Regions from separate parts of the Homo sapiens genome. Here region 2 is linked to region 1. The links are chromatin loops, found by intact Hi-C in ENCODE. Cell type or tissue: sigmoid colon. All regions are shown on one strand. Each heading gives the region's core, and the rest is flanking DNA. Links, peaks and the distances in the headings are about the cores only.

Region 1 (16,132 bases), core at 6,747-11,746:
GCCCAGCTAATTTTTATTTTTACTTTTGTAGAGTCAGGATCTTGCATTGTTGCCTAGGCTGGCCTTAAACCCCTAGCTTCAAACAATACTCTCACCTTGACCTCGCGAAGTGCTGATATTACAGGTGTGAGCCACTGCACCTGGCCTTATAATAGTATTTATTGATTGATTCATTCATTGATTCAGCAGATATTCACTGAGTGACTACTGTTTGCCACATACTGTTCTAAAACTGAGATACAACAGTGAACGAAACAGACAAAAGTCCCTGCCCCCTTGAAGCTGAACATTCCACTGGAGTGGAAATGAGGAGAGGCAGATAATAAATATCAATGAATAATTTATATCACATATCAAAAAGTGAAAAGGGGTATAGAATAAAAGAAATGAGAAAGGTGGGCAAGAGGGGTACTGAAGGTGGAAGGTGGTGTGAAGTTCGAAACACAGAGGTTAGGGATGGCCTAACTAAGAGTGTGATATTTCAGCAAAGACATGAAAGAAGTAATAGAGTAACCCATGAAAACATCTCAAAGGAGAGAGGCCAGAGTGGAAGGAACAGCCAGTGCAAAGGCCCTGAGGCAGGAGCATGGCTGGTTGGCTTAAGGAACAGTGAGGAGGTCAACTTGGCTGATGTGGAATGAGCAAAGGAAAGTGCAGTAGGAGATGGGGCTTGTGAAATGATGGGAGGAGGAGGTCCATGGGAGTGTAGGAAGGATTTGAACAGAGAATTAATTCAGTCCTGTTTAAGTTTTTACTTTCTTGAGGAAAGGATGTGTGAATGGAAGAAGGAAGTTATTTTGGAGTCTCTGCGGTGATCCAAGTGAGACAAGGAAACTCCCAACAGGTTGATGCCTCAGAGGAGTTAAGAAGTAGTCAGATTCTGGGTATACAGTGAGGCTTACTTGCTTTTCTGATAGATTGCATTTATAGAATATGAGAGAAAGAAGATTTGGCTTCAGCTACTGTAAGAATGGAGTGGCCCTTAATGGAGATAAGATAGACTGCTGGTTGAATGGGATTTGGAAGGAAGATTTAGTTATGGATATGTTGAGTTTGAGATGCCTTTAGACATCAAAGTGGTGATAACAGATAGATAAGTGGATATGAGAGGCTGGAGTTCTGGGGAGAGGTACAGACCTCGTATTTACATTTTTGGTCGTTAGCATATACATGGTATTTAAGGTCACATGCCTAGGTAAGCCCACTAGGGAATGAAGCTAAAAGAAGTCCAAGGACTTATCCTTGGGACATTCTCACATTAAAAGATTGGATAAGAAACTTGCAAAAGGAACTGAAAAGAAGTGAGGTCAGAAGCTACTGGAAGAAAGAGAGTTACAAAAGTAGGCTAACAAATGCATGTCAAGTTTACATGACCCACAGTGATATTCTCAGGTTAGAGAAAGAGTTATGAAGACAATGGTGATCCTGCAGCAAAGTAGAAGAGAGCACTTAAATTATAGAATGATGAAACATTAGAAGCATTTCCTTTAGAATTTAGAGTAATTTAGAAGTGTCTAGAATAAAGGAAAATATGTATTAAATAGCAGTGCTATATACTAGTAATAATCACTTTTTTAGTAGTATGAAACTTGGTGTCAACAGAAACTTTATATACCAATGAATAGCTTTAACAAAAAACGTGATAGACATGTATGAATACTTACAGTATATTCTGAGAGGTGTAAAAATGTAAAAGATTTCATGCAGATACATAATTGTTGATGTACAGGTGGACTGAGTATTGCAAAAGTGTTAATTTTTTTCTTGAATATATGAGTTTATCGTAGTTCAAAACAGAGTTCTGATGGGCAAATTTTTGGTACAGTAATGATCATAGCAGCACTATTTTTAATAGCCAACAACTAGAAACAATCAAATGTCCATAAATGAGTAAATAAACTGTATATTCATTCAATGAAATAATATACAGCAAGAGGATGATTGAACTACAACTACAGCATCAACATAGGTGAATCTCGCAAACATAATAATGAACAAAGAAGGCAGACACTAAAGAGTATATACTTTGTGATTCCACTCGTATAAAGTTCCAAAACAGATCCAAATGATCTATGATGCCTGGAAGGGATGCAAGGGAGACTTTTGTTCTGGTAATGCTTCTTTTCTTTTTTCTTTTGAGAGGGAATCTGGCTCTGTTGCCCAGGCTGGAGTGCGGTAGTGCAATCTCGGCTCACTGCAACCTCTGCCTCCCGGGCTCAAGTGGTTCTCCTGCCTCAGCCTCCCAAGTAGCTAGGATTACAGGTGCCCATCACCACACCCAGCAAATTTTTGTATTTTTAGTAGAGATGGGGTTTCACTTTCACCAGTTGGCCAGGCTGGTCTTGAACTCCTGACCTCAGGTGATCTGCCTGCCTTGGGCTTATTTCTTGATTTGAGTGCTAATTGCATGTATTCATTTTCCAAAAATTCTTAGAAATTACATGTATGGGCCAGGCGCGGTGGCTCACGCCTGTAATCCCAGCACTTTGGGAGGCTGAGGTGGGCAGATCACGAGGTCAGGAGATTGAGACCTTCCTGGCTAACACAGTGAAACCCCGTCTCTACAAAAACTACAAAAAATTAGCTGGGCGTGGTGGCATGCGCCTGTAATCCCAGCTACTCGGGAGGCTGAGGCAGGAGAATCGCCTGAACCTGGGTAGCGGAGGTTGCAGTGAGCCAAGATCGCACCGCTGCACTTCAGTCTGGGCGACAGGGTGAGACTCTGTCTCAAACAAACAAACAAACAAACAAAAAAGAAATTACATGTATGATTTGTGCCCTTTTCTATATGAATGTTTGATAAAAATTTAATTTAAAAATATCAATTGTTTTTTAAAAATGTGGACATACTAATTTAACCTTTCATCTGCAAACTAGACAGTAACAAATTAGCTTAGAGACTATTCAAAAAGAAAAGTAATGAAAACTGGCTGTATCATATATAAAATGTATAAGAAAGCAGGAATGAGTGAAATGCTCTGGCAATAGCAGGGGATCATTGGATAGAATACAATGTATGATAGAGATGAAAGGATAACTCAGTGGGGGGAAAGGAATGAATGATCAATAAGTGATGTTGTATTTTCAAATCCTCCATGCAGCTGGGTACACCCATGTGACCACATTTTGGCTAATGAGATGTCAACAAAATTGATAAATGCCACTTCCAAGTCTTGCTCCTTAATGAATTAGGGTTGTGTACCTTCCAGCCTCACTCTGCTGTCCTTTTAGTTTGGAGAAAATGAGATTTAGAACAATTGCCCGAGACCCAGAGACGGGAGCCACTTGTCAAGGATGGCAGAACCACCTTGTCAGGCCCACACCATTAACTGTGAGAGAGTTGATCTTTTAGCTTAAACAAGCCCTCACTCAAGGAGAGAGGATTACATAGAGGCATGAAGGTCTGGAGGTAGAGATATTAGAGGTTGCCTACCACAGGAAAAAAATCAATTTAGATCCTCACTTAACACTATCTCACTTAACACTGTACCAGAATAATTTGCAGATGAGTAACACATTAAAATGTAAAAACTCAAGTAATTCCTAAAAATAGATGAAAGTATATGTGTGTGGGTATTTTTTTTTATCAGATTGGAATGTTCTAAGCTTAAAACAATGGAAGCTCTCGCTCACAGGCTGGGTTCTCCAGGGAGCAGACACTGCAGTTGTCCTAGTATGTGAGGCTTATTGGTGAGTCATGCCTGTGAAGGGAGAAAGGGAGGAAGCAGGAATGGGCAGGGAAAGGTGAATCTGAAAAAAGTCGAGTAGTCCAATGAGGAGCTCTAGAACAAAGATTTCCCGTTAGAGGAGTCCCAGGTTGGGCGACATAGCTGAGCCTTGAACCAGTTTCTTGCTCCGTGAGTGGCTAAGGGCTGCCCTGAGTATTAGAGCAGCCTCTTTTTGAAAGCTGAGGAGAACCCTGAGGAACTAATAGCTAGAGGTTGTCTGCTGTCCACACCCTTTACCTGGGCTGCAGGCCTATTTTTGAGAGTGGATCTGAGCAGAGTGTTTCCGTCCCTGCCACAGTCTACCCCTTGCAATCTATGAATCCACTTTTCTGTACACACATAGGGAGTAGCTCCTGTGGGGCTCTTATAGGCTCCCTCCCCGAGGAGAAACTGAGAAGTGAGAAGTCAGTGGGAAGAACTGCACCCCCATCGCTGCAGTTGCTCTTCAGGACGCAACCGGCGCTCATCCTCTCTCTCCTCCATCATCCATTCTAAAACCCCTGCCACTCAATTACCACCTCTGCTGGTCTTGGTGGCTTATCTGAGGTGGGACTCTAACCCTCATCTGAAGGTTCGGAGCCCTGATAACCGAAATCTTCAGGCTGGGCTTCAGTGATCAAGTGATCCTCCTGCCTCAGCCTTTCAAAACACTGGAATTACAGCACCTGCCTATTCAGACAAGAAAGTATCTTAAGAGACACCTCAGTGGGTCACCTGCGTTCCATACATGGAGTGACAGCGGTTGGACCTCCTCCAGATGATGGCAGATGACTAGTAGCTGACTTTCTTTTTGCCTGTTGTTTCCTGGACAAAAGGAGCCCTAAGTGACTTGGTGGCAGTCATAGCTATTAGCTCAATGGGATCTGGATTCTCCTGTTAAGAGTGCTTCATTTGGGATCAGGTCCTCTAACTCTGGAGCTCAGAGTTATGGGGAACAGGAAGTAAAGATTTTTACAGATGGTCACTGGTGGTAATGGTAAGCAGAGCTATTCCTGCTTCCGCCTCTTGGTTTCCCCAAGTATTCGTCTCACTGCGGACACAGAATTATATACATGTCTCTGATTCAATGCACATACCCTGAAGGATGGCATTTCATCCTCACAGAGTGCTGCCTCGGATCTGGCACTTCAGCAGGCCACTCCAATGCTCTGTCAGGTTGGCAGCCTCTGGGTGGTGATTCAGCCTGTGGATGCTGTGGGCATGGGCTCACGCCTTCACCTCTTCTGTTTTAAAATGGGTTCCCTGGTTAGATGTTCTTTGTGTGGGATTTACTGTGTATTAACCATTCCATAACCCTTGAATAGCAGTGCTGGCTGAGGCTGTGTGGTAGGAAAAGGCAAACCCATATTCAGAATAGGTTTCTGTTCTTGTGAGAACACACTGTTAGTTGGCCCCTCTGGGATGGAATGGGTCCACTGTAGTCAGCTTGCCACCAGATCACCCATTCGTCCGTTCAAGAAATAATGCCATGTTTTAGGTTCAGCACTGGTTTCTGTTGTTGGCGGATTGAACATTCAGAGGTGGCAGTAGCTACAGAGGCCTTGGTGAATAGGAGTCCATGCTGATGGGAATATGCAGGGCCTCCCTCTCTGCCACCACTTCATTTATGTGCCCATTGTTTTATCACTGGGGTGCCTGCATGAAAGATGGCTATCATCAACTGGCTGCATCATTTTTCTTCCTTTCTTTTAGAGACAGGGTCTCACTGTTGCCCAGGCTGCAGTGAAATGATGTAATTATGGCTCACTGCAGCCTCCAACTCCCAGACTCAGGTAATCTCCCTCCTCAGCCTCCTGAGTAGTTGGGACTACAGGTGCTCACCACCATGCCCAGCAAATTTGTTAATTTTTTTTTTTTTTATTTGAGATGAAGTCTCGCTCTTGTCCCCCAGGCTGGAGTGCGATGGCACGATCTCGGCTCACTGCAATCTCTGCCTCCTGGGTTCAAGTGATTCTCCTGCCTCGCCCCACCACCACCCCCCAGCCACCGCCCCAATAGCTGGGATTACAGGTGCCTGTCACCACACCCCGCTAATTTTTGTTTTTTTAGTAGAGACAGGGTTTCACCATGTTGGCCAGGCTGGTCTAGAACTCCTGACCTCAGGTGATCCGCCCGCCTTAGCCTCCCAAAGTGCTGGGATTACAGGCGTGAGCCACCACGCCCGGCCTGTTAATTTTTTTATAGAAACGGGCTTTTTTTGCTGTGTTTCCCAGGCTGGTCTTGAACTCTTAGCCTCAAGAGAGCCTCCTGCCTCAGCTTCCCAAAGAGCTGGAATTACAAGCATGAGCCACCATTCCTGGCTCATGTTTTTTCATGGTTGTTTAGTGCCTCTTCTATAGTGGGTGCTTTCTGGTGGGCACTGATCTTGACACTCTGTATTCACATTGTGTGCATCTGCAGACTCCTAGCCTAAATCTCCTTGTCCATGATCTTTCCATCTTTTTTCTTTAGCTCTCTGACCAGCCAGCCATCCTATTCCTTCTTGTTTAATTTTTCCACCTTAAGCTCCTCATGTGGGACCACCATATGGCCATAGGTGTGAACTGACAGAGGGGTGCTGGTACATTGGTCGAGGGTGATGGGAATCTGGCTACTCATCCATACAGTTTGCTCATGCCCTCATGACTTGCTCTTGCTTGGTACTGGATGTATCATATCCATCTTATGATGGAATACTGGCATTTATGATAGTAGTCCATCATAAGATAGATATGATACATCCAGGACTTACTTATGACTTGGTGGGTCCAAGAAGGTCCCAGCTCATTTTCTGATACACAGTCACTTAGTGTTTTATGGTCAAGCATTTTTGTCTCTACCAGGACCCAGTAGCATGCTAGGAAGTGTTTTTCAACAAGTTTTTTTTTTGTTTTTTTTTTTTTGTTTTTTTTAGCAACAGATAACATGGGCTTGCTCTAGAACCCCAGGGACCTGAATTGTGATTCTACTGTTGAGGTTTGCTATAAACTCTGCACTACATCATCTTCCATCATTGACACTGACATTACCTAAGGTCTGCCAGGTTGTAAGGCCCAAGTGACAGGGATACTGCATCACATCCTGGAACTGCTGTGTAGTCTTCTCTGGCTTTGGGTCCCACTTAAAGCTAGAAGTCTTCTATGCTACTTGGTATATAGGTCAGAACAGTATTTCTAGGTGATGTTGAAACCAATGATCAGTAAGACATCATCATGTAATGGATCAATCTGATGTTTTGTGGGATGTCCAAACAGTTCATATCTTTTCAGGCTCTATTATGAGAGAGGGCAGAGGAGACAGTATAGTTCTAGGCAATAATGTAATTGTATAATGTTGTCCTTTCCAAGAAAATGTAAACTGTTTTTAATCCTTTCTCTTCATTGGGATAGAAAGTAATGAATTCTTGGCTGGGTGTGGTGGCTTATGCCTGTAATCCCAGCACTTTGGGAGGCCAAGGCAGTTGGATCCCCTGAGGTTGGGAGTTCGAGACCAACCTGGCCAACAGGGTGAAACCCCATCTCTATGAAAACAAAACAAAACAAAACAAAAAACTTAGCTAGGGGTGGTGGTTCACGTCTGTAATCCCAGCCATTTGGGAGGCTGAGGCACGAGAATCACTTGAACCCCAGGGAGTGGATGTTGCAGTGAGCCAAGATTGTGCCACTGCACTCGAGTCTGGGTGACAGAGTGAAACTCCATCTCAAAAAAAAAAAAAAAAAAGAAAGTAATGCATTGTCTATATCAGCGGCCATATACCACACAAGAGGCTATATTAATATCCTTTAACAATGATACCACACATGGTACAGCAGTTGTGACTGGGCAACAGCTTGGTTGATCTTACTGAAGTCTCAGTCATTCTCCAAAACCAATTTACTTTCTGCAGGAACTGGACTGGTGAATTAAATAGAGATATGCTAGGTACCACCATCCCTGGACCCTTTAGTCCTTTAAAAATGACACTAAGGGCTGGGCGCAGTGGCTCACACCTGTAATCCCGGCAGTTTGGGAGGCCGAGGTGGGCAGATCACCTGAGGTCAGAAGTTCAAGACCAGCCTGGTCAACATGGTGAAACCCCGTCTCTATTAAAAATACAAAAATTAGTGGGCACCTGTAATTCCAGCTACTCGGGAAGCTGAGGCAGGAGAATCTCTTGAGCCCGCGAGGCAGGTGTTACAGTGAGCCGAGATTGTGCCATTGCACTCCAGCCTGGGCAAAAAGAGTGAAACTGCATTGCAAAAAACAAAAAACAAAACAAAACAAAAGCACTAGTCTTTGGTGCTCCTCATTTTCTTACCTGGGATGCAGTAATGTTTTTGATTTGCTATGCTGACTGGAGAGTGGTGGTGGATTATTTCATAGCCTCCAATTTGGCTTTCCACACTCTGATAACTATTACTCCTATAAGCCAATGTCTCAATATAGATGGTTTTCTAATTTTCAAGTGTGTTAAATCTAATTATACATTCAGGGACTAGGGAACTGACCACCAGGAGGGTTTGTGAACCTAGAGGACATATTATTATTACTCTAGGCCTTGAAATTTCTTCATTCTTGTTTCTTTTTTTTAAATAGGGTCTCTGTCACCCAGGCTGGAATGCAGTGGTGTGATCACTGCTTACTGCAGCCTCGACCTTTCCAGCTCAAGTGATCCTCCCACCTCAGCCTCCCAAGTAGCTGGGACTACAGGCACGTGCCACCATGCCTAGCTGATGTTTTTTTTTTTTTTTTTAAAGAAATGTGTTGCCCAGGCTGGTCTCAAACTTTTAGGCTCAAGCAATCTTCCCACTTCCGTTTCCCGAAGTGCTAGGTTTACAGGCATGAGTCACTGTGCCTGGCCTCATTATTTCTTGATTCCTATGTGACCCCACTCTAAGAAGAGAGGCCATGATGACATTCCATGTCCCCGAGTTTCAGTGACCACTTGGACTCTTTATCTAATACCCCTTAAAGGGTCTGGTCATTCTTACCATATTATGTATTCACTTGAATAAATGGCCATAAATGCCTTTAGAGAAGAACTTGGAGTGTCAGTGCTCTGTATATTTGTCTCAGTGTTGGCAGGGTTTTCCCCCTGGGAACCCAGCCACTTCTTTGGTTAATAGATTCCAGGTCTGGAATTGCTCAGGTTCAGGAACTGGGCAAATGATCATGACATTTTTATTGGAGCAATTGCATTCAAGCTCCAGTGCTGGGTAAAAAAATATTAAAAATGCCCGTTAGAGGGGTCCTGTGTTTGGTGAAGATGGGTAGGCCCTTAAACAACTGCCTGGCTCAGTCATTGGTTGAGGACCACCCCCAAAATAATGTGCCCTCAGCTCAAAAGCTGAGGCAAAACCTGAAGGAACTGATAACTAGAGGCCATCAGCTAAACACACTCCTACTCACTGGACAGGAGTTCTTTCTGGAAAGGCAATCTGAGCAGGTCACCTCAATGTCTGTCACACAATCATGAACAAAAATATCCCAAAAAATTTTTTTCCACAAAAAGTAAAATTCTCAAAACTCAACAATTTGAAACAAAAGCTATTAAAAATAATATGAAGGGTTAACTTCCTAACTAACTTCATAAAGGATTAACACCCTTACATCATAGCATCACTCTTTAGGAAAAATCTATAGTACATGAACTTTATATGATATATTTAACAAATAGTTAAAGCTAAACACTTAAGATTCCAATAAATACTTAGAACAAGTACTAAGACAGAATAAATAGGAATAACCAATGGACATGAAAAAATACAGTCTTACAAGTAGTTGAATGCACATTAAAACAAATACATTTGAAGGACCTATCAAACTTCTAAATTTTTTTTTTTTTTTTATTAGATGGCGTCTCGCTCTGTCGCCCAGGCTGGAGTGCAGTGGCACGATCTCAGCTCACTGCAAGCTCCACCTCCTGGGTTCAGGCCATTCTCCTGCCTCAGCCTCCCGAGTAGCTGGGACTACAGGTGCCTGCCACCACACCCGGCTAATTTTTTGTATTTTTAGTAGAGATGGGGTTTCACCGTGTTAGCCAGGATGGTCTCGATCTCCTTACCTTGTGACCGCCTGCCTCGGCCTCCCAAAGTGCTGGGATTACAGATGTGAGTCACTGCGCCTGGCCCAAACTTCTAAATTTTTAAAGTTAACAATTTAATTTTGACTGGTGAGTGTTAAGTTAGAGGCGTCTCACACATGCTTAGCAGGAAGGTAAATTTATATTTCTATAAATAAATTTGGCACCAGGCTTCAGGAGGTGCACAAATTTATTTTCTTTCTTTTTTTTTCTTTTTGAGATGGAGTCTTGCTTTGTTGCCCAGGCTGGAGTGCAGTGGCGCTATCTTGGCTCACTGCACCCTCCACCTCCTGGGTTCAAGTGATTCTCCTGCGTCAGCCTCCCAAGTAGCGGGGATTACAGGCACGTGCCACCATGCCCGGCTAATTTTTGTATTTTTAGTAGAGACAGGGTTTCACCATCTTGGCCATGCTGGTCTCAAACTTCTGGCCTCAATTGATCCGCCCACCTTGGCCTCCCAGCATGCTGGGATTACAGTCGTTGAGCCACTGTGCTCAGCACAAACAAATCTTTTACTCAGTAACTCTACTTTGAGAGTCTATCCTAAGGAAATAATCAGAAATGTGGACAAAGATATATGTGTAAAGATATTTATCCTAGCACTATTTGTTATATTAAAACCCACAAGCAGCCTTAATGCCCCAAATTAGGAAAACAGTTATATAAATTACATTGAATGTATGTGATAGCGTAGCGTATAGCCATTAAATGAAAATGTGTGATAAGCCTTTCATGCCAAGAGGTTACGCTTAGGAAATGTTCAATGAAAGTGAAAATAATCATACATCGAGTAGTACCTCAAATATGTAAAAATCCATAGAAATATGTGTAGAAGAAAATATGACAGAAACATAAATATTGATTTGATGATCCTTGGTTGGGTGATTTATGTTCTTCTTTTAACTTTTGAATTTTACAAAGCAAACATTCTCGGAGTCATCTCAAGTAACATTGCTGAAAGGTTTTGTTGACTTCAGGGAAGGTGCTGGGTTATGGGCTTCTCTCTGTGTGCTCACTGCATTTTCTCAGTGCCTGCCTATCTCATCACATTTATTGCATCGTGCTCGACTTTCTCTGTGTATGTATCTGCAATGCCATTCTGACACTAACTACCTGGAATTAGGTCAAATTGCGGAAGTTGAGGGTGTAGTCCACCACGAGACTTCTCTCACTTCAGACACCAGCCACAGGCTCTGGGCTTTCCAGCCACCTGCACTTCTAACCAACTGGTGACAAATTTAGGCATTTCCACTACTTCCTCAGGCTCTATACTTTCCTAGAATAACTCACAGAATTCCAGAAAGTGTTACACTTAGGATTACAATTTTATTATAAAGGACATGAGTTGCCAGGCACAGTTGCTCATACCTGTAATCCCATCACTTTGGGAGGCTGAGGCGGGTGGATCACTTGAGGCCAGGAGTTTGAGACCAGCCTGGGCAACATGGTGAAACCTCATTGCTACTAAAAATACAAAAATTAGCCAGGTGTGATGGCACACACCTGTAATCCCAGCTACTAGGGAGGCTGAAACAAGAATCTCTTGAACCCAGGAAGCAGAGGTTGCAGGGAGCTGAGATGCGCCATTGCACACCAGCCTGGGTGACAGAGTGAGACTCCATATCAAAAAAAAAAAAATATATATATATATATATATATAAAGTCAAGACTAGCCAAATGAGAAGAACATATGTTGAGATCTTAGAGGGTCCCCAACACAGAGCTTCCATGTCTTCAGGATGTATCACCCTCCTGGCACATCAATATGTGTCACTCACCTGGAAGCTCACTTAAGCTTTGGGTGTCCAGAGCTCTTACTGGGGTTTCATTCTATAGGCTTGATTGGCTGAATCACTGGCCACATGATTGAACTCAATCCCTAGACCCCCCCTTCCCTCCCCAGAGGCTGGGAAGTCACGTTGATAACATATGGCTTGAAGCCCCAACCCTCTAACCACATAATTTTTCTCTCCAGCATGGAAAGCCCCCATGCTGAAAATACCTAGAACTATGAGTCACATCATTAGCATAAACTCCAGTGTGGTCAGAGAGGTCTACCATGAATAATAAAGACGCTTCTATCACTTGGGAAATTCCAAGAGTTTAGAGGCTCTGTCACAGGAACCAGGGGCACAAGCCAGCCAAATCCTCCATTATACAACAGTGTATGTTTCATCCATTGGCTGTGCCCCCAAAATGGAGAAACCATGCCTGGTACCCCAGCAGATCTTTTCTTTCAGTTAATTTGGCAACATAAAAAACTTTGCCTAGGCCAGGCACAGTAGTTCACGCCTGTAATCTCAGCACTTTGGGAGGCCGAGGTGGGCAGATCACGAAGTCAGGAGATCGAGACTATCCTGGCTAACAAGGTGAAACCCTGTCTCTACTAAAAATACAAAAAATTAGCCCAGCGTGGTGGCGGGTGCCTGTAGTCCCAGCTACTCGGGAGGCTGAGGTAGGAGAATCGCTTGAACCTGGGAGGCAGAGCTTGCAGTTAGCCGAGATCGCGCCGCTGCACTCCAGCCTGGGCGACAGAGAGAAACTCCATCTCAAAAAATAAAAATAAAAATAAACAATAATTTGCCTAAAGTCTATTAGTGTGACTTTCACTCTGAGTCCTAATGTGGCACTTTTCAGCTTCAGTGGCCTTAGAAGGTCACGTTGTAGGACTTAGCAATGCACCAACATTCTGGTCCTTTTAAAATGTAATCCATCACTGAGAAGAACAATAAAACAACAGCAAAAACCACAAAAACGTTTTTGCGTTTATCATCTTTCTTTTCCCTTGATTATATCTATCAAAACCATTAGCTAATTTTGAATTAATAAGGAAATTAATAGAAAAAAATATTAGCTTAGTGCAAGGAAAGGCCACAAAGAGAAATGCACGGATGGCAGTGGCATGGCTGTGTTTATGAATGTCTAATTCTGTCAATATTTTGTTGTCAATCTCAGGATGGCCCAAGAATTAGTTTTTATAACATCAATATAGTATTTGGTGAATCTGACAAATTAGTTGATTATATTTATGCTTACTCTTTTATTCCAAAAGCTAATTGCGTCTAGTAGGTGATATGATTAACGTTTAGGATCGCCTATTTAACCTAGTCCTTCAAGTCTTTGTTAATTTGTATTTCATAATTTATTAGATTAAAACCAGGATGGCTGCCTAGAGATATTATTTTTCAACTTCATAGGACTATGTATTAAAATTTTAGCCACTCAAAATTGAGTCAACTTTTTTTGAGACAAAATATTTTATAGACAGGCATACCTCATTTGATTGGGCTTTGCTTTATTTTGCTCCACAGATACTGTGTTTTTTTGACAAATTAAAGGTTTGTGGCAACCCTGTGTTGAACAAGTCTATGAGCGCCATTTTTCTAACACCATATGCTCACTTTGTTAGCATTTTTAGCAATAAACCATTTTAAAATTAAAATATGTACATTGTTTTTTAGACATAATGCTATGGCACACTTAATAGACTGCAGTATAGTGTAAACAACCTTAATACGCACTGGCACCCAAAAAATTCATGTGGTTGGATTTATTTTGAATTAATTAATTTATTGAGACAGGGTCTCAGTGTGTCACTCAGGGTGGAGTGCAGTGATGCGATCACAGCTTACTGCAGCCTCAACCTCCCAGGGCTCAGGTAATTCTCCCACCTCATCCTCCCGAGTAGCTAGCCTACAGATGTGTGCCACCAGCTTGGCTAATTTTTCTATTTAATAGAGACAGGGTTTTGCCATGTTGCCCAGGCTGGTCTCGAACTCCTGGGTTCATAAGATCCGCACGTCTCAGCACCACAAAGTGCTGGGATTGCAGGTGTGAGCCACCATGCCCTGCCAACTTGATGTATTTTGATGCTTATTTTATTGTAGTGGTCTGGAACTGAACCTGCAATATCTCTGAGGTATGCCTGTGTATGTGTGTATGTATATATATATATATGGTCAAGTGCTGCATAACAACATTTTGGTCAAAGACAGACTGCATATATGATGGTGGTCCCATAAAATTCTAATACTGTATTTCTACTGTATGTTTTTTCTATGTTTAGATATGTAAGACACCATTGTGTTGCAAATGCCTGTAGTACTCAGTACAATAAATGTTGCACAGGTTTGTAACCTAGGAGCAACTGGCTATTTGATACAGCCTAGGTGTGAAGTAGGCTACACCACCTAGTTTTGTGTAAGAACACTCTATGATAGTTGTACAGCACCATATTTGCTTATTGACACATTTCTCAGAATGTACCCCTGTTGTTAAGCAACATATATAATATATAATGATATACAGAGTGTAATATATGTGGACCAGTTTTACATGTTTGATCCAAGGACAACATCCGAAGTTCTCAAGCATCACTGATTCACTAGATCTCACTGCCAGGCATATGGAGATGCCTTTCTGATGAGAGCTGTCTCTGTGGGCTTGTTGCTACACTGTCTCTAGGTGTTGGAGACAGATCTGATATGGAGACTGGTCTGAATCCGTACCTTTTCTCCTCCTTTCTGAGCAGGCTTGACCCTAGGCTTGTGGGAGAAGACAGGGTTTTCAACAAGCAGGATGAATAGAATGCCTTCTGTGTGCGTTGTATTTGCGTGGTCTCCTATCTTTCCTGAGGGTGAGGGTCTCCTGTGACTAGAGTCACAGTAATTCCTAGGTACCATTGAATGCCTAATACATATTTAAATTTTCCTTATAAAATCAAAGGTTGGCCGGGCGTGGTGGCTCACACCTGTAATCCCAGCAGTTTGGGAGGTTGAGGCGGGTGGATCACGAGGTCAGGAGTTCGAGACCAGCCTGGCCAACATGGCAAAACCCCATCTCTACTAAAAATACAAAAATTAGCCAGGCACTGTGGCGGGCACCTGTAATCCCAGATACTCGGGAGGCTGAGGCAAAAGAATCGCTTGAACCCAGGAAGTGGAGGTTGCAGTGAGACAAGATCATGCCACTGCACTCCAGCCTGGGTGACAGAGCAAGACTCCGCCTCAAAAAAAAAAAAAAGGCTGTTTTGTATATAACAGGATGTATATACGTTTGTATATAACAGGATGATGCAGTTGAGAAGAAAAAGCTGATGATTCAGAACTGAGCAGAGACATTTACCAGAGTGATGTCCTTGAGCAGGGCCTTACACCATGCTCAGTATAAAGATAATGTCCCAGGGAGACGTCACGTGCTCTTTTGTATGAAAGGTGCCTCGTGAGTAATGCATCATGGGGGCCTGTCTGCACAGGCCGAAGGGGTTAGATTGAAGGAATTAGCTGCCCACCAAAGTGCTATGAAGACTATTTTAAACTGAAAACATCTGAACAGGCAGCAGCCACAGAAAGAAACATTATTTACACTTGAGTAGAACCCTCCCAAAATACAGCTGCTGTTGACCCCCATCTGAGGGAGTTTACCATTTGAAGAAAGGTTAACCCTTAGCACTGGGAACTATGAATTCAGCTGCCATAACACCCATCGCCTCCGTGGGAAAATTTCCAGCCAGGAAAGAGATAGACTGCCTATTCCCATTAACAACAAAAAGCCCAATAGAACCCTTTATACCTTCGCAGTGAAACCCTCCCCTCCTTTTGTGAAATCGTTATATAAACCTCTTGTCTCTGGCTATTCAGTGAGTTACTCGTGACTGAGCAACTCTTGCATGCACGTGAAAATAAACTTTTATCTTTTCTTCAATTAATCTGCCTATGGCTGGATAATTTGCAGGTCCTGGGACTATTCAGACCTAAGTTGACAGAGGAGAAGTTTTTCCTCACAACAAGATCCTGGGTACAAGTGGAGAGTTGGTCTTAGTAGGAGCAGAGACACTTCATCCATACTAACAGGATGGAAGGCGGAGGCATTTGCATATATTCAACATCTCTCTCATTCTCAAACCTCCTGGAAGTGTTGTCTACTCTTAATGATTCATGTCCTCACTTTCCTTCACTCTTCTACCTATTCCAATTTGGCTTCCAGGCTCAACACACATTCAATCATTCACCCATTCATCTAAAAATTCTTTAATCCTACTATATGGTCTAGGCCCTGGGGAGTATATCATTAAACAAAATCCAAAAATAGCTGTCTTTATGGAGCTGACTATCTAGTAGGGAAAACATATCTAAAGCAAATAAATAACACCATGCATTCACTGGTGATAAGTGTAATGGACAAAAACCAAACACACACAAAGCAGGCAGGAAAGTGAGGTTCTTAGTTCACTCATGCTGCTGTAACAACAAAATACCTTAGACTGGGTAACTGACAAACAACCGAAATTTATTGCTCACAGTTCTGGGCAGAGTCAGTGTCTGGTGAGGCCCTGTTCCTCATAAATGGTGCCTTCTATGTCCCC
Region 2 (16,132 bases), core at 7,268-12,267, 170 kb before region 1:
AGTCTTGCTCTGTCGCCCAGGCTGGAGTGCAGAGGTACGATCTCGGCTCACTGTAAGCTCTGCCTCCCGAGTTCACGCCATTCTCCTGCCTCAGCCTCCTGAGTAGCTGGGACTACAGGCACCCGCCACCACGCCCAGCTTTTTGTTTTTTTTTTTTGTTTGTTTTTTTTTGTATTTTTTAGTAGAGATGGGGTTTCACCGTGTTGGCCAGGATGGTCTTAATCTCCTGACCTCGTGATCCGCCCGCCTCGGCCTCCCAAAGTGCTGGGATTACAGGCGTGAGCCACCGTGCCCCCCTGGGATCATAATATTCTTTATGTAATACATGCGCTTACATACGCACACACACTTTTGAAAATTTCTATGTTAAAAACTGGGGCCAGTTGAAAGGCTCATTCCTATAATCCCAACACTTTGGGGGGCCAAGGCGAGAGGATTGCTTGAGGCCAGGAGTTCGAGACCAGACTGGGCAATATAACAAGACCGTGTCTCTACAAAAAATTTCAAAAATTAGGTGAATGTGGTGACACATGCCTGTAGTCCCAGCTACTTGAGAGACTGAGGCAGGAGGATCACTTGAGCCCAGGAGTTCAAGGCTCATTACGGTGAGCTATGCCACTGTACTCCAATCTGGGCAAAAGAGCAAGACCCTGTCTCAAACAAACAAACAAACAAAAAGCTACCGTGCCTTGGAGAAGGAAGGAGCTATTCAGAAACACAATTTATCCCTTGGATTTAGAACAGTTTTTGCATTAATCCAACAGGGTAAAATGACTTTACTGTATATACAAACAAGCAGCAGATTACACCTGTAGCCTACCCTTTGTTTACACAGGTTTTTGTTTGTTTGTTTTGAGTCCAATTTACTTGCAAGGCCATATACGTTGAAAATCTGTAACGTGCTATTTATATTTTCTTTTTTTCTTGAGACGGAGTCTGGCTCTGTCACCCAGGCTGGAGTGCAATGGCGCTATCTCGGCTCACTGCCACCTCCGCCTCCTGGGTTCAAGCGATTCTCCTGCCTCAGTATCCCAAGTAGCTGGGATTACAGGCATGCACTGCTACGCATGGTTAATTTTTGTATTTTTAGTAGAGAAGAGGTTTCACTATGTTGGCCAGGCTGGTCACGAACTCCTGACCTCAAGTGATCCACCCATCTCAGCCTCCCAAAGTACTGGGATTACAGGCGTAGGCCACCGCGCCTAGCCGCTATTTATATTTTCAACATGTGTCTAGGAGACTCAGTTGAACAGTTTATAACTTCCTTGCACAAACTTTTTTTTTTTTTTTTGAGACAGAGTTTCGCTCTTTCACCCAAGCTGGAGTGCCATGGCGGAATCTCAGCTCACTGCAACCTCCGCCTCCCGAGTTCAAGCAATCCTCCTGCCTCAGCCTTCTGAGTAGCTGGGATTACAGGTGTGTGCCACCATGCCCAGCTAATTTTTGTATTTTTAGTAGAGACAGGGTTTCACCATGTCGGTCAGGCTGGTCTCAAACTCCTGACCTTGTGATCCGCCCGCCTGGGCCTCCCAAAGTGCTGGGATTTGCAGGCATGAGTCACCACATCTGGCTCATTCATTTTCTTTAAAATAAAGAAAAAATTTGGTAGTTTAGATTTCTTCAGTACATGTTTTCTGTCTTATTCAAAGAAATAGAGTTGTAAAAATGAAACACACAATTCAGACACAGAATTAAATTCTTTTTTTTTTTTCTAAGGCAGGCTCTTGCTCTGTCGCCACAGCTGGAGTGCAGTGGCATGATCATAGCTCACTGCAGCCTTGAAATCCTGGGCCTAAGCCATTCTTCCGCCTCAGCCTCCTGAGTAGCTGGGACTACAGGTGCATGCCACCACACCTGGCTAATTTTTTAATTTTCATTTTTGTAGAGATGGGGATCTTGCTTTGCTGACAAGGCTGGTCTTGAACTCCTGGACTTAAGCAATCCTCCTGCCTTGGCCTCCCAAAGCACTGGAATTACAAGGAGGAGCCACCATGCCTATCCAGAATTAAATTCTTTAAATAAAATAGCAGCATACAGTGAAAGACGCTATATAATATAAGCAAAATTGAACAGAATTAGACTAAATGAAGAGAAAAATGTTTAATCTTTTCACAAAGAGGTCTAAGACATCGACATTAAAAAGGGCATTGAAAAAGATAAAATCGTGGTAACAGTTACTATTCTTAACAAATAGGATATAATTTTGTGAAATAATGAGATTATAACACAAGGAGTCACTGATAAAACTGTTATAGCAGGAAATGGATAAATCATTAAATATAATGAGATTTAACTATCACTGTAAGAGAAATGATATGTAATTAGAAAAAGGAACAGAATATAAAAAGAAAGCAATGTCTCTATCCATGGTTCCACATTAGTAAAAGTCTAGTGATAAAGAGGGAAGTATCTCTGAGTCTATTAATAAATTATAGACCCAGTTTTCATTAATTATAATAACAATGGTCCTTCCAAATTCAAACTCATCTTCTATCATCCTTTCATTTTTAAGAAACACCTGTATAGCACTTACTCAGTGCAAGGCACTATACTAAGCATTTTACAAATATCAACTCATTTCCTGTAATTAAGTTTGAGCTATCCATGTAGTAACTCAAAAATCCTCTATTGTGTTATGCAAGGTTCAAAGAAGATATGAAAAAGAAAAGACATCATCTCTGCCCTTGAGAGGCTTTGAGTTTCCTAGAGGAGATAAGACACCCAACTATGAAAAGAATGTGATTTATGATAATAAGTAGAAAAAGCATTGCTTTGGGGGAAAAGGAAAAGCTAACTTTATCTAAGGAGTCAGTATAGATTCTAGAAACAAAGTAGGTTAAATTGTTAAACCACATTAGAATGGAGATTGTATTTCCAAGCAGAGGAAATATAATGACCATACATGTAGTGGCAAGAAAGAATGGGGCCCCAGTGTTGTCCAGCATGGCTAGATCTTAGGGGTCTTAAAGGGAAGGAATGCTGGTCAGGCTGTAGGCTGAAGTCTTATTGTAGATAGGGTCATTATGAACTGGCACAACGGTGTTCTGTTGAGGGAACAATGGACGCTGACATCAGGCCATGCTCTGCTCACCAGGCTGAGTGCCCTGGCTCTGTGCTATGTCACCCTAACGAAGGGCAATCTTTTGTAATGTATGTCAAACTGTGCTCTCATCCAGACTGGATTACACAGCTGCCTTTACCCCCTTTAGAGGAGCGTTTCAGTTTATCAGAGGACAATGGCCTACCCCTAGTAGGGACTATGGAAAATTCTTGAATCTCTTATCACTTTCAGTTTTTTACTGATGTATATAAAAAGAAAAGACAGAAAAGTTCCAGGAGATAGTAATGGATCATATCATATCATATATGCCTGGGCAAGTTCTTGAAAATTGTAATGCTCAAAACATTTGTTAAATTAATGAATTTATATTGAACTTCTATATGTGTAAATAGTAGAGAGAATGGATTCCCCAAAAATGTAAGGGGCAGTAATGAATCACAAGCAGCTCAGGATGTATTGACATATACTGAAGCCAATGAGTATATTCACTGGACAAAAGATAACAATAAACATGTATTAAGACAACTCGGAATTTAGAAATCCTCAAATTAGAAAGTGCAAATTCTGCAAGAATATTTTACAGCCAAATTAAATAAACTAATGAAGGCAGAGAGAGGTCTTTATGAATGAAAACCTGTTGAGAGACAGGTCCTTATGAATCAAAACATGTTGAATGAAACAAAAGTTAATGTCAAGAAACGGAACATAGAGTCAAAAATGGGATCCCTAGAGAACAACAACATCTAAGTTGTCAAGGAAGATATTCTGGATAAATAAATAAATAAATAATAATCTAAATATGGGGCAAAAAATAAAAGGTCTTGAATGAGAGAGAAGAGAGATTTTCTTTTCTTTCTTTTTTTGTTTTTCTTTTTCTTTTTTTTTTTTTGAGAAGAAGTCTAGCTCTGTCGCCTAGGATGGAGTGCAGTGACTCAAGCTTGGCTCACTGCAACCTCCGTCTCCCAGGTTCAAGTGATTCTTCTGCCTCAGCCTCCTTAGTAGCTGGGACTACAGGCGCCCGTCACCACGCCCAGCTAATTTTTTGTATTTTTATTACAGACGGGGTTTCACCATGTTGACCAGGCTGGTCTCGATCTCCTGACCCAGTGATCTGCCCACTTCAGCCTCCCAAAGTGCTGGGATTACAGGCATGAGCCACGGCGCCCGGCCGAGAAGAGAGATTTTCTAAAGCTAGGGAAGGTACAGCTCTGAAGAGAGAGTGACCAACAATTCCAAATGCATCAGGGAAATCAAGTAAGTTTCGGATGGAAAAGCCTCCATTGGTTTTTTTGGAGAAGTCATGGGTGATCTTAAAAGGAGCAATGTCAGTGAAATGGTAGCAATAACCCTTTCACTACAATGGGTTTGGGACTGAAATAGGCAGGAACAAGTAGATCAAATGAAGTCTACTCCTAGAAGCTTGTTGGTTGAAAGCAAAGAGAGAGCATCATTTTTAGAAAAAGAGTCTGGGAAAAGGCTTTTGTTGTTGTTTACCTACTATGAAACAGCCTTCAACATTCTTTTTTTTTTTTTTTTTTTGAGACAGAGTCTTGCTCTGTCGCCCAGTCTGGAGTGTAGTGGCGCAATCTCAGCTCACTGAAAACTCTGCCTCCCGGGTTCAAGCGATTCTCCTGCCTCAGCCTCCTGAGTAGCTGGGATTACAGGCGCACGTCACCATGCCCGGCTAATTTTTGTATTTTTAGTAGAGAGGGGGTTTTATCATGTTGGCTAGGATGGTCTCAATCTCTTGACCTAGTGATCCGCCCACCTCAACCTCCCAAAGTGCTGGGATTATAGGCGTGAGCCACCTCGCCCGGCTGACTTTCTTAACATGCCGAGAGAAAAGAGTCAGTAGAGACGGGCTGGCCATGGTGGCTCACACCTGTAATCCCAGCAGTTTGGGAGCCGAGGCGGGCAGATCACCTGAGGTCAGGAGTTCGAGACCAGTCTGGCCAACATGGCGAAACCCTGTCTCTACTAAAAATACAAAAATTAGCCAGGTGTGATGGTGGATGTCTGCAATCCCAGCTACTCAGGAGGCTGAGGCTGGAGAATCGCTTGAACCCGAGAGGAAGAGGTTGCAGTGAGCTGAGATCATGCCATTGCACTCCAGCCTTAGGGGCAGAGTGAAACTTCGTCTCAAAAAGAAGAAGGACACAGTGGACTTTGGATACTCGGGGGAAAAGGTGGGAAGGGTGTGAGGGATAAAAGACTACAAATTGGGTTCAGTGTATACTGCTCGAATGATGGGTGCACCAAACTCTCACAAATCACCGCTAAAGAACTTACTCATGTAACCACACACCACCTGTTCCCCAATAACTTGTGGAAATACATTTTTTTTTTAAAAAAAGAAATGCCTGTTCAAGGTTTTATCCTAGTAACAAATGCTATGCAAAAGGAAAGGAAGGCAGCTGCATACAATGTGAATATATTCCCCACACCCAGGCCCTTTGGTAGGCCTTGCGTTACCTAGGGCTCCTCTCCGACTTGAACTCACAAACTAGAGGCTGTCTTATTTTGTTTGGAAAGAAGTTAGAGCAATAATCTGGAGGCAAAAAGCCTTTGCTTCCTGCTGTTCAATTGATGTGGCAAAGGAGCAAGGAGTTGGACCCTACTAGTGTAGCTCTTTCAAATGTGGTTCTTTGGTACTTGGACGATTACTGTGGATCCTGTATTGCACTTCCTATATGTTAGGTTATTGTTGGTATTACTGATACCACATTTGTGGTAGCTTTCTTCTGTTTGTGTTTTTCTCTACTGGTTTTTCCTCTTTCAGGAATTTCTCAAGATAATATGGTGCTCTTATGGTAACCCATGTTGCCTTATAGCACTTTTTTTTTTTTTTTTTTTTTTTTTCTGGAGACAGAGTCTCACTCCGTTGCCGAGGCTGGAGTGCAGTGGCGCGATCTCGGCTCACTGCAACCTCTGCCTCCTGGGTTCAAGCGATTCTTCTGCCTCAGCCTCCCGAGTAGCTGGGATTACAGGCATACGCCACCACACTCAGCTAATTTTGTGTATTTAGTAGAGACAGGGCTTCACCATGTTAGCCAGGCTAATCTCGAACTCCCGACCTCAGGTGATCCACCCGCCTCGGTCTCCCAAAGTGCTGGGATTACAGGCGTGAGCCACCGCGCCTGGCCAATATGGGGCTCTTATGGTAACCGAAGTTTCTTTGTAGCAGTCTTAAAGGCTATTTTCTGTCATTTCAGTGGAGCTTGGGTTGTTGAAAAAACTATATAGGCATACTGAGGCCATTATCTTGATGTAATCCCTATTGGGTTTTAAATTGAAGAAATACGTAAAAATAATTATGTTTGTCTCATAAAGTAAAAATATTACTACTAATAAATGCATTATTCAGGTGTATATAAAGCAAAAAAGAATAAGTTTCCTTCCAAATCTCCTTCTAACCATACTCTCTTATCCAGTAGAAATGTTTCTCTGTGATTTACTATATTCCCTTGCATATTTTGTTTCCATGCATCTATAAGTGTATACATGATATGCAGTTTTTTTCTTGCAAAAACTAGAATTTCTCTATTACAGCTTTTTCTGCAATTACTTTTTCACTTAAGACTATATGATAAACATCTTCCCAGATCAGTACATATAAATGAGCTCATTCTTTTTATGGCTGCATGATATCATTGAGATGGAAATACTGTAATTTACTATATCAGTTCTCCAAGTGATGAATATTTAGGTTGTTTTGAAAAAGCTTATGGTTTAATTCAACATCTCAAATAGTTATTAAGGTGTTATATGTATCGGGGTATCAAATAACATCTTATATCATAACAGAAAATATTATTAAACTATTCAGTATGAAAAATGAAGACTATTCCAGGAAAAGTCATTTAGTTGTCTCTCTTATGCTTAGGATTAAAATTATTAGGCAGAAAAAACTAAGTAACAGTGGCCATGGCTGAGCATGAAAGCAAACATCACATTAAATATTTGCTTTCCGTGGGTCATTTGAGGTTCTGTCAACTCTAAACACATTGCCTTAAACTGTTGGAAATCTAAAAATAGTTGTACTACTGCTTTCCTTTTTGTTCCTTATTCGTCTCATATCAGTTTACCTGATGTGAGATGTTTTGTTCTAATATTTATTTAAGCACTCTCTGTGTGCCAGGCATTGTACTAAATCTTTAGCCACAGTATTTTGCTTAACCCATACACCATCCAAGAAAAGTGTTATCCCCATTTTTAAATTAGATTTTGTTCAAATCCTAGCTCTGTTCTTTGTTAGCTCTGTGGCCTTGTGCCAGTCATATAACTTCCCTGAGCTTTGTGTTCCTCATAGAAAATAATGAGAACCATACTCTAGTACTCAATCATTTACAAACGTTTATTGAGTTCCTACTGTGTGTCAGGCACTGAGTAACAAGGTTGTTTGAAAGATTCAATGAACTCATGCTTCTAAAATTGTACCTGGCACAAAATATGCTTTCAAATGATAAATATCAGGTTGGTACAAAAGTAATTGTGGTTTTTGCAATGTAATAGTAATATTATTTTTTAAATGTATTTATTTATTTATTTTGAGACCAGGTTATGAAACTGGCTAATTTTTGTATTTTTGGTAGAGACAAGGTTTCACCATGTTGCCAAGGCTGGTCTCGAACACCTGGGCTCAAGGAATCCACCCGCCCTCAGCCTCCCAAAGTTCTGGGATTCCAGGCGTGAGCTACTGTGCCTGGCCTGTAATAGTAATACTATTATTGTGGCTAGAAAGACACCAAGCTTGAATTTGAATGCAAGTCTATATGAGTCCAAGGCCTCCTCTTTTTTCTTCATGTTATCTTCCCAAAACCAGGGTCATGTGACTATACCTGTAATTCACCATTTGTTTCACTGGTTTTTGCAATCTAAATCATACAGTTCTTTCAAGGCTAAAAAGTAAATCAAGCCCACCATAGTTTTTATGCTGGGGACTACTACCCCAAATCATTTTTTACTTCTCTTATTTGTTTTTTTTTTTTTTTTTTTTTTTTGCACTGTACACTACACGATCTAGTTAGTTCTCCATGGGTTGTCATATATTTTTTCTCTAAGCTATAAAAGTTAGCTGGCACTATTCACAATAGCAAAGACTTGGAACCAACCCAATTGTCCAACAATGATAGACTGGATTAAGAAAATGTGGCACACATACACCATGGAATACTATGCAGCCATAAAAAATGGTGAGTTCATGTCCTTTGTAGGTACATGGATGAAGCTGGAAACCATCATTCTCAGCAAACTATCACAAGGACAAAAAACCAAACACCGCATGTTCTCACTCATAGGTGGGAATTGAACAATGAGAACACATGGACACTGGAAGGGGAACATCACAACCGGGGACAGTTGTGGGGTCGGGGGATGGGGGAGAGAGAGCATTAGGAGATATACCTAATGCTAAATGACAAGTTAACAGGTGCAGCACACCAACATGGCACATGTATTCATATGTTACAAACCTGCACGTTGTGCACATGTACCCTAAAACTTAAAGTATAATAATTAAAAAAAAAAAAGAAAGAAAACTCCACCAAAAAAAAAAAGTTATCTTGGGCTAGCATAACAAACGAGATACATTGGGAGACTTAAGCAACAGAAATTTGTTTTTTTCACAATTCTGGAGGCTAATAGTCTCAGATCAAGATCTGGGATGGTTGGTTACTGGTGAGCATTTTCTTCCTGGCTTGCAAACAGCTCCATTCTCCCTGTGTCTTTATGTGGTGAAAAGAGAGAGAGGCAGAGGGCTCTCTGATGTCTCTTCTTATAGGACACCAATGCTATTGGATCAAGGCCCTATGCATATGATCTCATTCACCCTCAATTACTTCCTTAGAGGCTTCAACTCTAAATACAGCCACGTTGGAAGTTAGGGCATCAACATATGAATTTGGGGGAGACACAAACATTCAGTGCATAACCAAGTGCCTTCTTAAATGTATCTTGTCTTTCAAGACTTCAAGCAGAGAGACAGTATTGCATTTTTGACTTCTTTTATGTTTCTTGCAAAGGGCTTAGCTGTGACTAGACATGTAGTAGACTGAGCAATATACAAATGAAATCTATTTTACAAAATTTGCAAATCAAAATAAATGGAAGGACAATCACTATGATACATGGGTTCATGGATACTACTGTGAAAGAGGTCAGTGATAGAAGACTGAAGAAAGGGCAAACATTTAAAACTTCTAGGCTCTTTGACATTGAAATATATATATATATATACATATATATATACACACATATATATACATATATATATACACACATATATATACATATATATATACACACATATATATATATATATATTTTTTTTTTGAGATAGAGTTTCACTCTTGTTGCCCAGGCTGGAGTGCAATGGCATGATCTCATGATCTCAGTTCACCGCAACCTCCGCCTCCCAGGTTCAAGCGATTCTCCTGCTTCAGCCTCCCGAATAGCTAGGATTACAGGCATGTGCCACCACATTGGGAAAATTTTTTGTATTTTTAGTAGAGATGGGGTTTTCCCATGTTGGTCAGGTTGGTTTTGAACTCCCGACCTCAGGAGATCCTCCCGCCTCAGCCTCCCAAAATGCTGGGATTACAGGGGTGAGCTACCGCACTCGGCCTGACATTGAAAGAGATTAATGCCAATGCCCATGATGTTACAGTAATAAAATTAGGAAGGTGAGTGTAAATCAGCAAGAGTAAACATCAGTCTAATAGTATTCAGAGTGGTAAATAGCAGGAACGTTACAGTTCAAATGGTAACCACCACTTCCCAGAAAGAGGAATGCTTTTCTTTTTCCACTAGAATCTTGGAGTTTGCTTGTTATTTTTAACTGACTATCAGATGGTTTCCTCACCAGGGCCCATGTTGATGAAGGTAGTAGGGCACTAAAGCCAAGCATAACAAGAATTTTTTTTCTTTTTTCTTTTTTTATTTTTTGGATACAGAGTCTCACTCTGTCACCCAGGAGGGAGTGCAGTGGCGTGATCTTGGCTCAATGCAACCTTCACCTCCCAGGTTCAAGTGATCCTTCCATCTCAGCCTCCCGAGTAGTTGGGACCACAGGCATGTGTCATCATGCCCGGCTAAATGTTTTTTTTTGTATTTTTAGTAGAGACGGGTTTTAGCCATGTTGCCTAGGCTAGTCTCAAACTCCTGAGCTCAAGCAATCTACCCGCCTTGGCCTCCCAAAGTCCTGGGATTACAGGTATGAGCCACCACCCTGGCCAGGATTTTTATCTTCAGCAACACACCACATCTGAAACTCTGAACTGCAAACACCTACCTGTATATCTTTTCATAAGAATATAAACACATATATATACTTTTCTATTTTTATTTTTATATAACAAATTATTTGACTATTCTCCCCAAACAAAGCAATGTGGTCAATGGGTAAGAGATCTCTTACAGCAGTGAAGAATTTGGTGATCGGCACCTAGTGGAGTGAGTGAGCTGGCTGAGAATGGGGACAGGAACCATGGAAATAACCCTGGATTCAGAGTTAGAATCCTGGGTTCTTGTCCTAGTTGTCACTAATCAACGGTGGTGCCTAGGGCAAGCCACTTCAGTTTTCTGCTGTGCCCTAGTTTTTCTTGTTATAAATTGGGACAATAAGGCTTGCCCTACTTATCTCATTCATTTGTTGTGAGGGTCATACAAGTTAATGTGTGAATGTGCTTTTAAGACAAAAAGCCATCCACAAATGCAATGCATTTTCATTTTTTATGTTGTCTAGTGAAACTATCAAATAAACATGTAGTTGGATGATACTCCATCTTGACGGCTGTGGATTATACAAACAGACATAATAAATTGCTAATATTATACCCCCAAATTTTATTACCAGTATGAATTGACAGAGGGATAAAAACAGTTGTATACAGATGAGGCTAAGAGTATGTTAGAAAATGATATATTAGACACTGATAGCTTTAGGAGATGCTGAGATAAAGGTGTAATAGCAAATGTGCAATCTAGATCAGTTAGTCTAGCATTTGATAAAATAATAGTGAAGTTGAATGCTTTGCTACAGTGGTTATTTTTAAAATTTAACCTGAGGAAGTATGAAAGTAAATAAAAGTTTTCATCATTAGAACTATATCCTTCCTTCCTTTCTCTCTTTCTTTCCTTCCTTCCTTCCTTCTTTCCTTCCTTCCTTCCTTCCTTCCTTCCTTCCCTCCCTCCCTCCCTCCCTCCCTCCCTCCCTCCCTCCCTCCCTCCCTCCTTTCTTTCTTTCTTTCTTTCTTTCTTTCTTTCTTTCTTTCTTTCTTTCTTTCTTTCTTTCTTTCTTTCTTTGATACAGGGTCTCACTCCTGTTACTCAGGCTGGAGTGCAGTGGCATGATCACAGTTCACTGCAGCCTCTACTTCCTGGGCTCAGGTGGAACTCCCACTTCAGCCTCCTGAGTAGCTAAGACTACAGGTGTGCATCACCACACTGGGCTATTTTTTTGTATTTTTAGTAGAGATGGGGTTTTGCCATATTGCCCAGGCTGGTCTCGAACTCTTGGACACAAGTGACCTGCCCTCCTCAGCCTCCCAAAATGTTGGGATTACAGGCATGAGCTACCACTTGCAGCCAGAACCAAATATTTTTAATTGGAAAAGACCTTAGAGAATATTCTAACCCAAACTCCCGTAATTTTGTAGACGAAAACATGGAAACTCAGCTTGCTTGTTCCTTGTCAAAGGTCACACATCAAAGATACTGGCAAGATTAATCTAATATTCTGGATAATCAGAGCTATCTTTGAAACCATTTTTCAAGCCCAAAGTGAGAGACTCACTCAAAGTGGTAGCTAGATTAAGAATCTGGGATTCCAAAGTAGGACAAGATGGACAATGCTGGCATGGCTGGGCTGGGAGATAAAATGAAGCTTATGGATAGCCAGGTGTAAAGACAAGTTGGTTGAATGATCCACTCCTGTAAAAAGGTAGAAATGGGTCAATTAAATTCTAAAGGAAAGAATAAAGTATCTGAAGGGAGACCTTGAGCTGAAGACAATGTAGGCACAAAAAGTAAATACCAGAAGTTAGGACAGGCTAGCCAAAATAGGTTTGGGAACAAGGGCAACAAGAGAATCATGATACTAATTCTAATGAGTCTCACTCTGTCACCCAGGGTGGAGTGCAGTGGCACAATGTTGGCTCACTGCAACCTGCACATCCTGAGTTCAAGTGATTCTCCTATCTCATCCTCCCAAGTAGCTGGGATTACAGGTGTCCACCACCATGCCCGGCTAATTTTGTATTTTTAGTAAAGTTGGGGTTTCACCATGTTGGCCATGCTGGTCTCAAACTCCTGACCTCAAGTGATCCTCTGGCCTCGGCCTCCCAAAGTGCTAAGATTACAGGCATGAGCCACTGTGCCTGGCCTCATCATTTTGTTCTTAAAATATATTTTAAAAAAGAAGATAGAAACTGTTATCCCATTTTAGGGAGGAGGAAATGGAGGCATAATGGGAGAGTTGGAGCTTAATTAACCTGCATAAGTCTAAAATCCACATTCTTTACTACTATGGTCTATGAACTCCAAAATAGGAAAAAAGAGAAGACATATACCGGATTTGGCAAGACCAGTCTTTGATCCATAGGCTTGTTGTTAAGGGTGCAGTGTATGGCTCCCAAAAGCTATCAAAGCGTTTGAATATAATATCCAGAACCTACATCCAACTCTTGTTTCAAAATTATGCTTAGCTTGTAAGTTATCATCTTGCACTAATTCTGGGCCATCATTTGTCTTAGTTTTCTTTGTAATGCGGATGTGATAAAGTGGCAGTAGAGAGTCATTGGACATCGGCTTGCAATTAATTCCAGTGGATTGACGTTTATACCAAACTGCAATCAAAATAATCAGGTCATTTGTATACTAGTTAAATATTTACAAAATTATAGAATCAGAAGTCTATCAAATGTTGATGTATGTGTTTAGAATAACTGAGACCCATTCATTAATTCTTTCAACAAATATTTATTGAAAATCTACCGTGTGCCAGGCTTTGCTCTAGGAACCAGGGATGCTAAAGTTCCTGCTTTCATGAAGTTTATATTCTAGTGAAGTTGAGAAATAATATGTAAACAGGTAATAACATATAATAATTTTAGATGGTAATAAATGCTGTAAAGAAGATAGAAAATTATGATATGAGGGAATGTGATGGGAGCAGGAAGAATTTTAACCCTCTAACTGCCCTCCCACCACTTCGTTAAAAATCCATGAGGGTCTTCCTTTCGTAACTGTAGAATATTCCTCTGAATTGGGTTTAAAATAAGCCTCAAAAAATATACTTGCATTAGTGGGAATATTAAATAAGCATTGTCCATATGAAATAGGACTAGCCCCAGAAAAACCATGTCTTGGTTCTGTGTGACGGAGGGACCCACAGGAGTAAAGTGCACTTGTCATTTTGCACTTCTTCATTGGCCATTTGCTGCATTCTCTTTCAGGGTAACACAACCCTGGGATCCCAGTGAGCTTTTGAAGACTGATGAAATAACTGGCTGCTGTGGTCTGGTTAGTTCACAAGGAAAGGCACAGGATGTAAAATTTCCATGTTTTATCATATCCATCCATAAAATTAGGCTAACGAATTGATAATATAAACTGGCATTCTGAAGTTATCATCAAGAAACTCCCAATATTGGCTGGATCATTTTCATAATGTTGCCATTTCATTTTCATAAGCAAAGAGACCCCATTTGGAAAATAGTGCCTCTTATGCTTTATCATGTAAATGCAAACCACTGTTGAAGTTGAGACACATAATGCTATGGAAGTGCAGAGACCTTGTTTTTGCAAACTGACAGCTCCTATTGTGTCTCTCTGATTAATATGGAAGTGATGAATGCAAATCTTACGACTTCATTTGATATCAGCTATGGTAAAAATTTGACTCATAATATTGTTTTCATGAAAAAAATCATTAAGAATCAAGTTTGGGAGAATAAGATCGGGGATGGGGAGAGAAGTTGTGAGGTAGGAAGGGAAGAGAAATGTGAAGAAGAGTCTTAACAAAGTCAGCAAAAAGAGGGACCTGTAAGGAGATTATTCAACCTTTGGGCACTGATTATGTGCATATGTATCTCTCTTATAAAGAGAGGTCTTTGTATCAGATTGACATGGAAACCTGGATGGATACCACACTCTTCTGTGGAAGGTGCTTCTTTTACAAAAACAGAACCAGCAAGGATAGTCTACTTTGAAAGATGTCATTTAGTTTGGGCCAAAATTACCCAGGCTTCAGTTGGGAGAGCTGTCCCAAGTGTTTTTTCTTAGAACCAGCACAAGAAATGTATTTTCTTTCAGTTGGTTCAAAATCCCTGTGGGATAGAGGCACCATCAAATGCAGATTGACATCTATTTGTAGCACAACCAGAAAGGCAGTTTCATTCTGAATTATTTAACATGGCAACATTTTGCACATATAAATCATGTCCAGCTTTATTAGATTAGGCCAATTGAAGAAATATATACACCTGCCTGTCATGTAAAGCCCTTTATCTTGGGGAGTAGACTTCCCAGGGGGACTTCCCAGGAAGTAAATTGAATACTGAGTGGTTTTTTCAGTGATGGGGCCTGAATTGAAAATTGAAATTCCTGCATGGACATCAAATTCACATAAAAAATGAGAATCTAGTTTATCTCTTTTGGTTACCAGGGTACTAATCACTCTAGAAATTTGGATTTACATGACTATGGCCCTTCTGTGCCCTTTATGTTGGAGCTGGGCCCTGTCAATGTGATAATGTTCATAAGGCCCTTTGAGGTCTTCAGATGAAAGGCATTCTACAAACACAAACTATCACTTGCATAAATCAATCAAGTAGCTTGATATTATTTCTCTCCATCTTTGGGTTTGCCAGAATGAGACAGAAGATAGCAAATGCTATATAGTGAGATGAAAGCATAGAGATTAATAGGCGACTTCTTTGTAATCAGATAAGGCATGATGATGCACAGTTGATAGACTTGATTTCTGTTACAGGAAAAAAAAAATACACCCAGGGTTGTTCTCATTGTATTCACAAAATCTCAGAGGGCAATCTCTTTCCTAAAAACAGGCTGCATCTTAAATAACTGCACCATGTTAAAGCTCTTCCTAATTTAAGTTCAGAAAAAAAAAATCACTTAGTGCCACATATGGGCACAGCATTGAGAAAATGGGATTTTATTTCTTCTCCCTCTCACTCCCCCTTCTTAGACCCAGTGCCATTATTTTGGAGAGCTGAGAGGTGGAGAATGAAAAAGCCATTGGTCTCAGTTTTCCTGCCACAATGGCCTTTTATGAGAGGGATTAGATACGCCAAGAACTGGTGCAGCATTCACTGGTGCCCCGAACGACAATCTGGAAAAAAGACGATAAAAATCAGTTTGTCATAAGGTTAAATCACCAAAGACTTCCCAGATTGGTTTTTCAGATTGTTTTTTCTTTGGAAAGAAGATAAAAAAAAAAAAAAAGAAAAGAAAGAAATATGGGCTAAAAGCTGATTTTTTTTCTTTTCTTTTTTTCCCCTCAGTGCAAGATGTAGCATTCAAAAAACATGTTGAGTGAGTTGAAGCATTAAAAAGATCAGTCTTTGGCTGTTGAATGAAAGACTGTTGTGTGTGTGACTCACATACTAAATGGAAACCTGCCTTCAAAGCCTATTTTACTGCCTAATTATATATACACAAAATGTAGCTGTCTGTTTCAATCAAATCATAGGAAAAGGAATAAAACTCCCCTAAAGATGCAATTTTCATGGTTTGTCATAACCTTAGAAACACTGCTAATGTAAAAGGAGGAAGTACAGCTGCATGGTCCAGATAAGGTTCCAGTAATTGTTTTTCTTTTAATTATTACTTTATAAAGACATTATACCTCCTACTCTGAAGAAGAAAAATTAGTGTCCTGTCTCTTCTTTTTTTTTTTTTTTTTTCCCTCCCTTTCCATTTTCACACCAAGCTTGTTGATATGCATTTGAGCTGTGGCTAGAAGCCAGCGTAGCTATGGAAATAATAATTTAAGTAACCACCATAACTACAGGCTTTCAGAGGGTTTCAGGGAGGAAACCTTTTCTAAATTTA

Evidence for each region. A loop is a pair of places that touch in the nucleus more often than their neighbours do. Peaks named below come from ENCODE experiments on the same cell type or tissue, not always from the same donor. Only the 100,000 strongest peaks of a DNase experiment are listed, where the experiment ranks them.
Region 2: it touches region 1 in a loop (3-fold over the local background); 3 of 110 quality-filtered maps call a loop at or near these places.

The regions. Positions count from the first base shown.
Region 1 is chr5:124,924,331-124,940,462 of GRCh38, forward strand. No RefSeq gene overlaps it. Among named protein-coding and RNA genes, the nearest start is that of ZNF608, 190 kb to the left of the region's middle. RefSeq lists an enhancer at 11,580-11,979. In sigmoid colon, for the core only: no CTCF peak of the experiment used is centred there; a DNase peak (open chromatin) is centred at 8,781; H3K27ac peaks cover 161 bases.
Region 2 is chr5:124,758,120-124,774,251 of GRCh38, forward strand. No RefSeq gene overlaps it. Among named protein-coding and RNA genes, the nearest start is that of ZNF608, 20 kb to the left of the region's middle. In sigmoid colon, for the core only: no CTCF peak of the experiment used is centred there; no DNase peak of the experiment used is centred there.